Regions from separate parts of the Homo sapiens genome. Here region 1 is linked to region 2. Evidence: chromatin contacts called from ENCODE Hi-C or POLR2A ChIA-PET data. All regions are on one chromosome and are shown on one strand. Each heading gives the region's core, a stretch centred on a gene start or an enhancer-like site at or near the end of the contact. The rest is flanking DNA. Distances are from core to core; before and after follow the strand shown. Region 1 overlaps THADA (THADA armadillo repeat containing). Region 2 overlaps THADA (THADA armadillo repeat containing).

The links. A loop is a pair of places that touch in the nucleus more often than their neighbours do. ChIA-PET counts read pairs that join two places held with the same protein, here RNA polymerase II (POLR2A). Pooled maps may share reads with other maps.
Region 1: a map of heart right ventricle shows a loop between it and region 2 (2.0-fold over the local background). The contact joins two enhancer-like sites. A Hi-C loop is called at or near these places in 4 of 168 maps with a recorded cell type or tissue (cardiac septum, heart right ventricle, prostate gland and 1 more) and 2 of 50 pooled maps. POLR2A ChIA-PET finds 5 or more read pairs at or near these places in 2 of 52 experiments (AG04449 and SK-N-SH).

Annotation. Positions count from the first base shown.
Region 1 is chr2:43,238,385-43,243,041 of GRCh38, reverse strand. The region is part of intron 36 of THADA (THADA armadillo repeat containing); the gene reads left to right. Among named protein-coding and RNA genes, the nearest start is that of LINC01126, 14 kb to the right of the region's middle. Within about 2 kb of position 2,666, at least 5 of the 41 ENCODE cell types and tissues checked have a DNase peak (open chromatin) inside an H3K27ac peak, as active enhancers do.
Region 2 is chr2:43,331,235-43,335,929 of GRCh38, reverse strand. The region is part of intron 30 of THADA (THADA armadillo repeat containing); the gene reads left to right. Among named protein-coding and RNA genes, the nearest start is that of LINC01126, 110 kb to the right of the region's middle. Within about 2 kb of position 2,274, at least 14 of the 41 ENCODE cell types and tissues checked have a DNase peak (open chromatin) inside an H3K27ac peak, as active enhancers do.

The DNA of each region.
Region 1 (4,657 bases), core at 1,417-3,916, 93 kb after region 2:
CGCCAACTCCTCTCACTTCTACCCTCCAGTATACCAGTGCTCCCTTCACATTAGGAGAAGTCAGCTAGAAGCCCGGTGGCAAGGACACCTGGGTAAGGCAGTCTATTGAAATCAGCATCTTGGGGCACTGGGCAGGGTGGAGGAGGGGCACAGAATGGAAAACGGAAAATAATCATTCTGTTCATCCATCCATCCATCCATGTATTCAGTACTTATGAGCAGCTTAGCAAAGTGGTCAAGAATGTAGGTGCTGGGCCGGGCACAGTGGCTCACACCTGTAGTCCCGGCACTTTGGGAGGCCAAGGTAGGTGGATCACTTGAGCTCATGAGTTCAAGATCAGCCTGGGCAATATGGTGAAACCCTGTCTCTACCAAAAATACAAAAATTAACCAAGCATGATGGTGTGCCTATAGTCTTAGCTACTTGGGAGGCTAAGATGGGAAGATGGCTTGACCTGGGAGATGGAGGTTGTAGTGAGCTGAGACCACACCACTGCACTCCAGCCTGGGTGGCAGAGCCAGACCTTGTCTGCACAGAAAAAAAAAAGAAAAAAGAATATAGGTGCTGGAGTGCTGGAGTCAGATAAGCCTGGATTTGTATCTGGCCCTACCACTTGCAACCTGTATCCTGTATGATCTTGAACAAGTTGTTTATCTAAATGTCAGTCACCTTGAGTATAAAATGGCAACAATAATTCTATCTACCTAGACCTTATTCTTGCAATCTTGGATTTTTCCCCAATGGGAAAATGCAAGTCACAAGTAAATTGCATAGTATAAGACCACAGTCAAGTGCTAAGCGGGTGGTATCTGGGCAGTACCCAGTGTTGGTTTTATAGACAGTCCTGGGAAAGGAAAGACACAGGGTTCAGCCATGAAGTGCCCCCCTCAGCATCTGTGAACACCTTGAGCACTGTGCAGATACAGTGGAGAAAAAGTCCCCAGTGGGCTGAGAAACACCACAGGATCTGCGTTGCGTCCTGAGGGACAGGCCGGCAGGCTAAGTGAAAAGGAGGAAGAAGGGACCCCAGAGCAGGGAATGGTGAGTGAATCAAAGCCAAGAGAGTTGGAGGGAGGGGGAAGGCCCAGATAGCAGTGTGGGGAGACCACTGAGATGAGGTTTGGTTGAGGGACTCAGTGTTCTCTCCTGTAAAAGTAAGGGGAGGGCCTGGGGCCAGCTGCCTTCTTCAGTACCATTTCACAGGGGTCACCAACTCACATGTCCACAGAGACCACTCAAGTGAGCACGCACGTGAAAGGCGCGCGATGGGAGGCAGTAGGGCGGTCCCAGGCTGGAAGCATCCGCCTTCTGTAGGCGTGGCCACCGCTCTGCTCCAGCAGCTGCTGCCGTCTTCTAATGCAGGCCTAGAGACACCACAGTCTGATTTTCCTAATTTTCAAAAGATGCTAGAAATTTGGATCTTTATGAGAATTGCCCTGATTTTTTTTTAAATCCATGTGAGCTGTACTAAATAGTCCCTTTGCACCCCTGTCCAGACACTGCTGGTAAGTCCAGACAGGGGTGCAAAGGGACTGTTTAGTACAGTTTAGCTGACACAACTCAGCTTAGAACCCAAGTTGTGTGTGTTTGGATTCTGCCTCCGCATATACTTTCTTTTAAATAGTAGGCTCTAAGACTTAAAACAAAAAGGATGCCAGGCAAAGTGGCTCACACCAGTAATCCTAGCACCTTGGGAGGCCTAGGTGTGTGGATCACTTGAGCCCAGGAGTTTAAGACCAACCTGGGCCACGTGGCAAAACCCGTCTCTACAAAAAATACAAAAATTAGGGGGGACATGGTAGTTTGTGCCTGTAGTCTCAGCCACCAGGGAGGCTGAGGTGGGAGGACCACTTGAGCCTGGGAGGTCGCTGCAGTGAGCTGTGATTGTGCCACTTTGCCCTAGCCTGGGCGACAGAGTGAGACCCTGTCTCAAAAAAATAAACATAAAAAAAAGGAAGAGGGGTCCACCTGGGCCCGGTGAAGTCTGAATTCCCCCCAGACTTAATATCATGGCCAGGTAGGGATTTGGGGGAAGGGATGGCTGTGGACAAGGGCACAGACAGGGACGAGGGCAGAGAGAGGGTGGGCCATAGTCCTGGTGCTGCACCCGGCCCTGGCACTTGGCCCAGTGCATGCTGGGACTAGGGCTGCCCTTGAGAGCTCTGGCCAGCACATTTGGTTCTTCTTTGATGAAATTTTTTAAATTTTCAGATAAAGGACAGAGACTGTTAACCACAAACACCTATGTTCCCCGACCCAGACTTCCTACTGGGTTCTTTGCAGCTGGGGAGATGATCCCCTTCCATTCCTTAGGACACTGACCTTCCTCTGGGCCATTTGTCTCCAGTAGGGGTCAGCTGGGAGCTTTTAATTGGTGGTAAAGGTTGAAATGATGGCATTTGATAGCATGGCCATGAATGTACTCACAGAGTGCCCCACCTGGAATCCCAGCTCTGAGCCTGGGCTCTGATGGCCCTGGTGGGTGGAGAGCCCTGGCTAGTCTCGGAGTAGAGGGTAAGGGGAGGTAGGGGACTGAGAGGCTTCTGGCAGCCCCAGGAAATGTTGACTGGCAGAGTCAGCTGAACCGAGCTTGTTTTTCATGACTAATTTAAAGTTCAGGCTCTTCCCCTGCTAAGGGGAAGTGAAGACGACCATGGAGAAGACTAGAAATAATGAGGTTATCTGGAAACGGCCTCATGAAACCTGAATGTATTTTTGCTCAGAAAAAAAGAAAGTGCAGTAACACTCACTCCGTCAGACGCTGCCTTTGCTGCCCAGGCCACCCCAGCCTGCCTGGCCTCGCCTCCAGTCCTCCCTTTAGTGGGCAGCTTGTCTCCCTGCGGCCCAAGCTTGGGCTCCTCACTGCCTCTCGGTTGTGTGTGTCCTCTCACCCACCCTGCTTAGCCTGTCTGTGAAGCCACCTCCTCCTTCCACATTTGTTTTTCCTTTCTGTCTTTTGATTACCCCTACTCATGATATAATTTGTCTGTGTCACACACCGTCTTCGACTGTTTCGTCACACTTCGTGTGGGTCAGCTTGCCTCTGGCAACTCTTCTCTCTCTTAGAGTGGTTTTCTGGGTGGTTTTCCTCATGTTTCACACAGCGTCCTCCACACACAGGTGATCAATAAATACTTGTGGGTAGATAAAATATCAGATTGATGGGTGAATGGGTGAGTGGGTGGATGGGTGGTGAGTTGGTTGGATGGCAGGGCCACCCAACACCTTGGCCAGTCCCCTAAAGCTGAGGGATTTTTCAGATGCCTGAAGGAGGATTCTCCAGAGCTAGGGGCAGGGAGAATTCAACCCATTGCCATTTGCACAGCATTTACTATGCTGATTGCCCTCTCTTGAGAAGGACTAGAAGGCAGACTTGACCAATGGCCTTAGTCTAGAAGTCATCTCCCCCATAATACTTTAAAATCAGACCATGGGCTTTTTAATCCGTGGTCTGAAATAGTTTTCAAGGTTGGCACCTGGAAGACATCCACTTTGACATCTTTCTTTCATTCAGTAGTTGAAAGCAACCTCAAAGTCTGTGACTTACCTGTCTACCTGCCTAGAAATTAATAATCACTTCCCCTAGTGGGGGGAATCAGAGGCTGAGATTTGTAGTGGAGGCAACACACTGTGTGAGGCCTGGGTCTTCACCTCCAGCCCTGTTGGGGGGCGGGGGATGGGGGTGGAGGCGCTCATCGTGGAGGCAGAGAAGAAGCACCAGGGAGTATCAGCACATAACAGGGTTTCTGATAGCTAGGCATCTGCCTTGGATGGGGAGCCCTGATGTGGCTGGGGCAGTAGCAAGATGAAGGCTATACTGCAGCAGCCCTGAAGGCTCTGGTTTGCTTCCCTCCTCTGCAGTCCCAGTGAGTTATCCCTTCACAAGGATGGAAGGCACCAGATTAACCAATTCTAAATGCTGATCCATCACATTTCCAACATGATTCCAAATGACCACATGTTAATCCCACTTGTGTAGGCCTACCACAGACATGAATGTGTACCAGCTAACCCCACCCATTTGAAGCACTCCAGGAAGATTCTAGGGCATATTTCTTCTTGCCCTAGCAGTGTAGCCGGTGGGAGGAAGAGCCTCGGAGATCATTTATTCCCCACATTGACGTCTTCCTCCCACCAACCCCCAGCTCCCACAGCTCTTGGCATGTGAACCACTCCACTGAGCACCTGATGTCCCTGCTGTTGCCTGGGTGTTTGTCTTACCTTCCCACCTAGACCTCCTGCTTCTTCATTCCCTTTTGTGGCTGATTACTATTCCATTGTATGAATTTATAACAGCATTTTATTTATCCATTTATTAGCTGATGGACATTTGGGTTATTTCCACATCTTGGCTCTTATGAACAAGGCTGCTATGAACATTTATGTACAAGTTTTTGTGTGGATGTGTCTTTTTTCTCTCTCTTAGATACACTCCTAGGAGTGCAGTTTTTGGGTCATAGGTTTAATCTTTTGAGGAGAACTGCAAGACTGTTTTCCAAAGTGGCTACACCATTTTACACTCCCACTAAAAATGTATGAGGGTTCCAATTTCTCCACATCTTTGCCAAAACTTAACTTTTTTTTATTATAGTCATCCCAGTGGGTGTGAAGTGGAATGTGACTGGGGTTTTGATTTGCATTTTCCTGATGATTAAT
Region 2 (4,695 bases), core at 1,025-3,524:
AGATGGGATTTCACCATGTTAGCCAGGATGGTCTCGATCTCCTGACCTCATGATCCACCTGCCTCGGCCTCCCAAAGTGCTGAGATTACAGATGTGAGCCACCACTCCTGGCCCTTTTTTTTTTTTTTTTTTAAAGTAGAGACAGGGGCTTGCTCTGTTCCCAGGCTGGTTTAGTACCCCTGGCCTTAAGTGATCCTCCTGCCTTGGCCTCCCAAAGTGCTGGCATTACAGACATGAGCCACCACACTCAGCCCAGTTTTTTTAAGTTGAAGCTTAAATAGAATAACTATCCCTGTATTACTTCATTCAACAAATACCTATTGAGCCCTGCTGTATGCCAGGCCATATCAAATACTACAACTGTATATTAAAACCACTACTTCAGTGTAAAGAGAGCAACAGAACAGAGTCTTATCAAATCGAATCATTGACCTAGAATTTTAGAACTGGAAGGAATCTCATGAAGTTTATTGTATTAAGAGTCTACTCTCACCCCTGTACATGTGGAGTACTACAGCCCACAGAGGCTGGAGGATTTATCCGTTTTCACACAGTTCACCAGAATTAACATCCTACCTGACAACTACTATCATTTGTTGAGGGCTTAGCTCCCGGCACCTTACTGGGCTCTTTGTACTTGACCACACTGCCTCCATCTATCCAGTGTTTTTATGTGAGGGTTTTGCATGGCAGTAATTTAAGCCTTCTCTAGAACAGTGATTCTCAGAAAGAAAATGTGCACGTGAATCACCTGGGAATCTTATTAGAATGAAGACTCTCATTCACTAGGTCTGGGTGGAGCCTGAGATCCTCCATTTTGACCAGCTCCCAGGGGACAGAGTACGTACCTTGAAGAGCCAGGGTCAGAGTGCCAGGCTCTGTGATCTTCCAACTCCCCCATTTGAAACAGTCCCATCCCCATTGCCTCATTCTCAAGGGCTTGTGGCTGAGCTTGGAGCTACAGGAGAGGGCTGAGGCTACTGAAGGGATCAGCCCAAGATTCTCTCCCTACCCACCTGGGATCACCTGTGTTGAGGGGCTTCATGGCCCCAGGGCTCTCTATGGGAAATCCATACTCCGTTGTCTGGGCCGCCATCCCAGTGGCCTCAGTGCCCTGTATGGGACCAGTGTTTTTTTTGTTTTTTTTTTTGTTTTGAGACGGAGTCTCGCTCTGTCGCCCAGGCTGGAGTGCAGTGGCGCGATCTCGGCTCACTGCAAGCTCCGCCTCCCAGGTTCACGCCATTCTCCTGCCTGAGCCTCCCGAGTAGCTGGGACTACAGGCGCCCGCCACCACGCCTGGCTAATTTTTTGGGACCAGTGCTTTGTTGGCATGCAGTGTGTTTATCATTTTTAAAAATAACAGTCTGATATTCTGGTGAGAAAAACAGGCTCTCAGAAATACAAGACCAGGTTCCAAGGTTACAAGGAAAGCAACCTTGGGAATAAATTTTTTGCATAAAACAGTGCTGATGAGGGGAAGAGATGGTAGAGGGAGCTAATGTTTGTTGAAAGCCTGCTCAATGTACCAGACCTAATGACTTGCTACCCCAAGTTAATTCTAATAATCTATCCACTTCCCTGTCCAGCTTTCCTGTAAGTGCCCTTCACACCCCCATGCAGTCCTCCATGTGCCCTTTCATGTGTGCCTCGTCTGCTTCTCCATCCCCCTCATCCATACTCCAGTCACTTTCCTGTCTCCTCCCCTGTCACCCCCTATCCATACTCCCATCTATTCTCCTTTTTCTGTCTTACTTACTGGACCCCACTGAGCTGAGTGGTGTGCTCCTGAAGGGCCTGTGGATTTAAGTGTTTAAGGAAAATATGCTTATAGAGACAAAGCTGAGGCTTTTGTGTGGCAATCCCAGTTCTTCCCTAGGGGGTCTGTGGCTAACTGCAGAAGTTCTGGTGTAGGATTCTATTTTGCTTTACAACAGCTGAAAACAGCATTTATTTTCTCACCACCAAATTTATTCACACAAGAGACTTACACTTCCCAGGCAGAAATACTGGGTTTTAGGTCTGCTTCCATTTTCCCACTGTCCTTTAGCTCCTTCCCAAATCCCTCATGGGCTGGTCCCCTCCTGAAGAAAGAGATCCTTCTTTTGCAATGACTTGAAATAGAAAGAGGCCACAGCCTTTTGCCACAGCTGCAAGTTGCTGTTTCACTTCCATGCCGTTGAAATGAATCCAGTCCAGGATGATTGTTAAAATATTCAGATGATCATGTGGCATTTTAAGGCTATCATTTGTGGTCCGTGCCAAAACTTTAAGGGAAGCAAGTCTTAACAGGGATCGCTAGCCACAGAGCAAGTTTCCAGGCATTGCTAGGGGTTATGTTTTGCCTTTTGGTTTGTTTCTTTTCTTTCTCTCGTTTTTTCTTCTTTCTTTCTTTCCTTCTTTTTTTCTTTCAAAAAAAAGGATCCTCCTTTTTTTAATTTTAGAAAAAGTTATTTTTTTTTTTTAGGAAAAAAATGGAAGAGGTAGTAACTGCTTTTCAATTCCTAGATTTTACTGGAAGAGAGAGGTTCTCATTAGGACCCGTCTTTAATCCTCCAGCACAGCTTGTTCAAAGTCACATGAGCCTCATGCAGATTTGAATGATGAGAGAAATGAAGTTGGTATATTTTAAACCCAAGCATGCTGACATATGTTCACTTCCCTTTCAGACGTCTCAGGAATGTCTAAGGTCATGATATCTCCGGATGAGATCCTGTTTGTGTTTTTTAAATACAAAAGGAAACATTATCGTATTTCAACCCAAGCCAGTGGGACAAGGTGCAAAACATTTTCTTCATTAAATATCCCTTTTACAAATACAGCCTCAAGTTTTAAAGGAATAAGCTGTTTGAGGAAGAGTGAAGTTTGAAAATATATGAAGTATTTCTTGTTGACAGACTGAGCTTATGGAAACGAGTCTGGGTGAAAACAGTCAGAAGTGATCAATATATTATCCTGGGCCCTTGAGCAAGTCGTCCAAGATCAAAGCTTCTTCATACCGCAGCGAGAAATAAAAATAGTCCTTTTACGCAACTGCACACACACCAAGAATTCAACCCCCAACTGCTGATGCTTTCTACTTTTTAAATATAGAAATCTGCAAACCTAACCTGGAGATGGCAGTTAGTTCAATAGAGGGCTCAGAAATCTCTGTCTTGTTCCACTTGTAGCTGTTGGCTTACTGGGGTGTTGCTGTTGGAAGATTTGGACAATGTTGTCATTGCTCAGCTTGCAAGGGAGTGCAGGCTTTAAGTGTCTTCAGCACATTCTCATAATATTATGTAAAGCCCTAATGTAGTGGGTTATGTTTTTTCCTTTAGCATGTAACATCTTCCATCTTTTGGATAAATTAACACCTTTGTTACCTTCATTGAGCCATTCTCAGTCAATTAAAGCCAATTCAGAGTCACAAATATTACAAGACAATGGTTTAGGCACAGTGGGAAATATATGAATGAACGATAATTGTCTCTGTTTCAGAAACCCCACAAGTAAGACAAGTATGGATTTAAATAACTATAAACAAGATTGTGTCAATGCTAGAATTAGTCAAAGTGTGTTGCAGAAGCAGAGAAGGGAGAAATAAATGCCAGCTTGTCAGGGTAGGGGTGTCAAGGAAGTCTTCAGGAAGAGGGAGAAGTCTTTAAAGGATAGGTGAGTTTAATTATTAGATAAGGTTAATTTTTTAGCATGGTGGCATGGGCCTGTAATCCCAGCTTCTTGGGAGGCTGAGGCACAAGAATTGTTTGAACCTGGGAGTTGGAGGTTGCAGTGAGCCAAGATCGTGCCACTGCACTCCGGCCTGGGTGACAGAGCAAGATTCTGTCTCAAAAAAATAATAATAATAAGATTAATTGTCTCAGATTGGAGACTGAGTAAAGTTACACTTGTATAGTACCTTTGTTGCCAAGTAAATTGTGAAGGTCTCATTGCCCAAGTACACAAAAGGTATCTTAGTACAGCGCCCAGCATTGTGGGAACCTAATGTGTGTGTGTGTGTGTGTGTGTGTGTGTATTAGATATATATAATGGAGTCTTTGTTGTCAGAGTTCAGTTATGGTTGAATCTAAATGAAAATTTAGACAGTGAAATACATAGAAGTACATACAGTAAGTACAAGAGTTCAGAAAAGAATGTGGACTAAGATAGTCAAGGAAGGCCTTATCAGAGGAGTTAGATATTTGAGATGGGCGGTAGAGCAGAGTGTGATTTGGAAACACCAAAAAGTGGTAGGAAAAGAGCATATCAAGATGGTGGACCAAATGTGCAGTGGGATACTGGAGGGAGTGCATGTGATGTATCATGGGCCAGTGAGGAGATCAAGCTGAGGGAAAGCTGCTGTGCTTTAGAGAGCAGTGCAAGATTTGATAAGAGACCAGTTGTGGAAACCCTCAGATGTCAGCCAGAGGAATATGGACTGGATCCAGGAGTTAAGAGGAAGTTAGTGAGCTCTGGCTGACACTGGTAAGTAGGCTGCTGTCTATATGCACATGAAATGCACTAAATGCTTTACATCTTTCCAACCTCGCTTAGTGGTCATCAGAGTTTCTAGTCTCTCTTAAGGATTAACAGAAATCTCTCTATTAGCAGTCCTTGTCACCTGGAAGCCCCTGTTGCCTGCCTGGGCAGCTAGTAATAGGAATAGAGATATCTGTATGCACTTGAGACCACATAGGTTTTGTCTTTCCAATGTTGCTA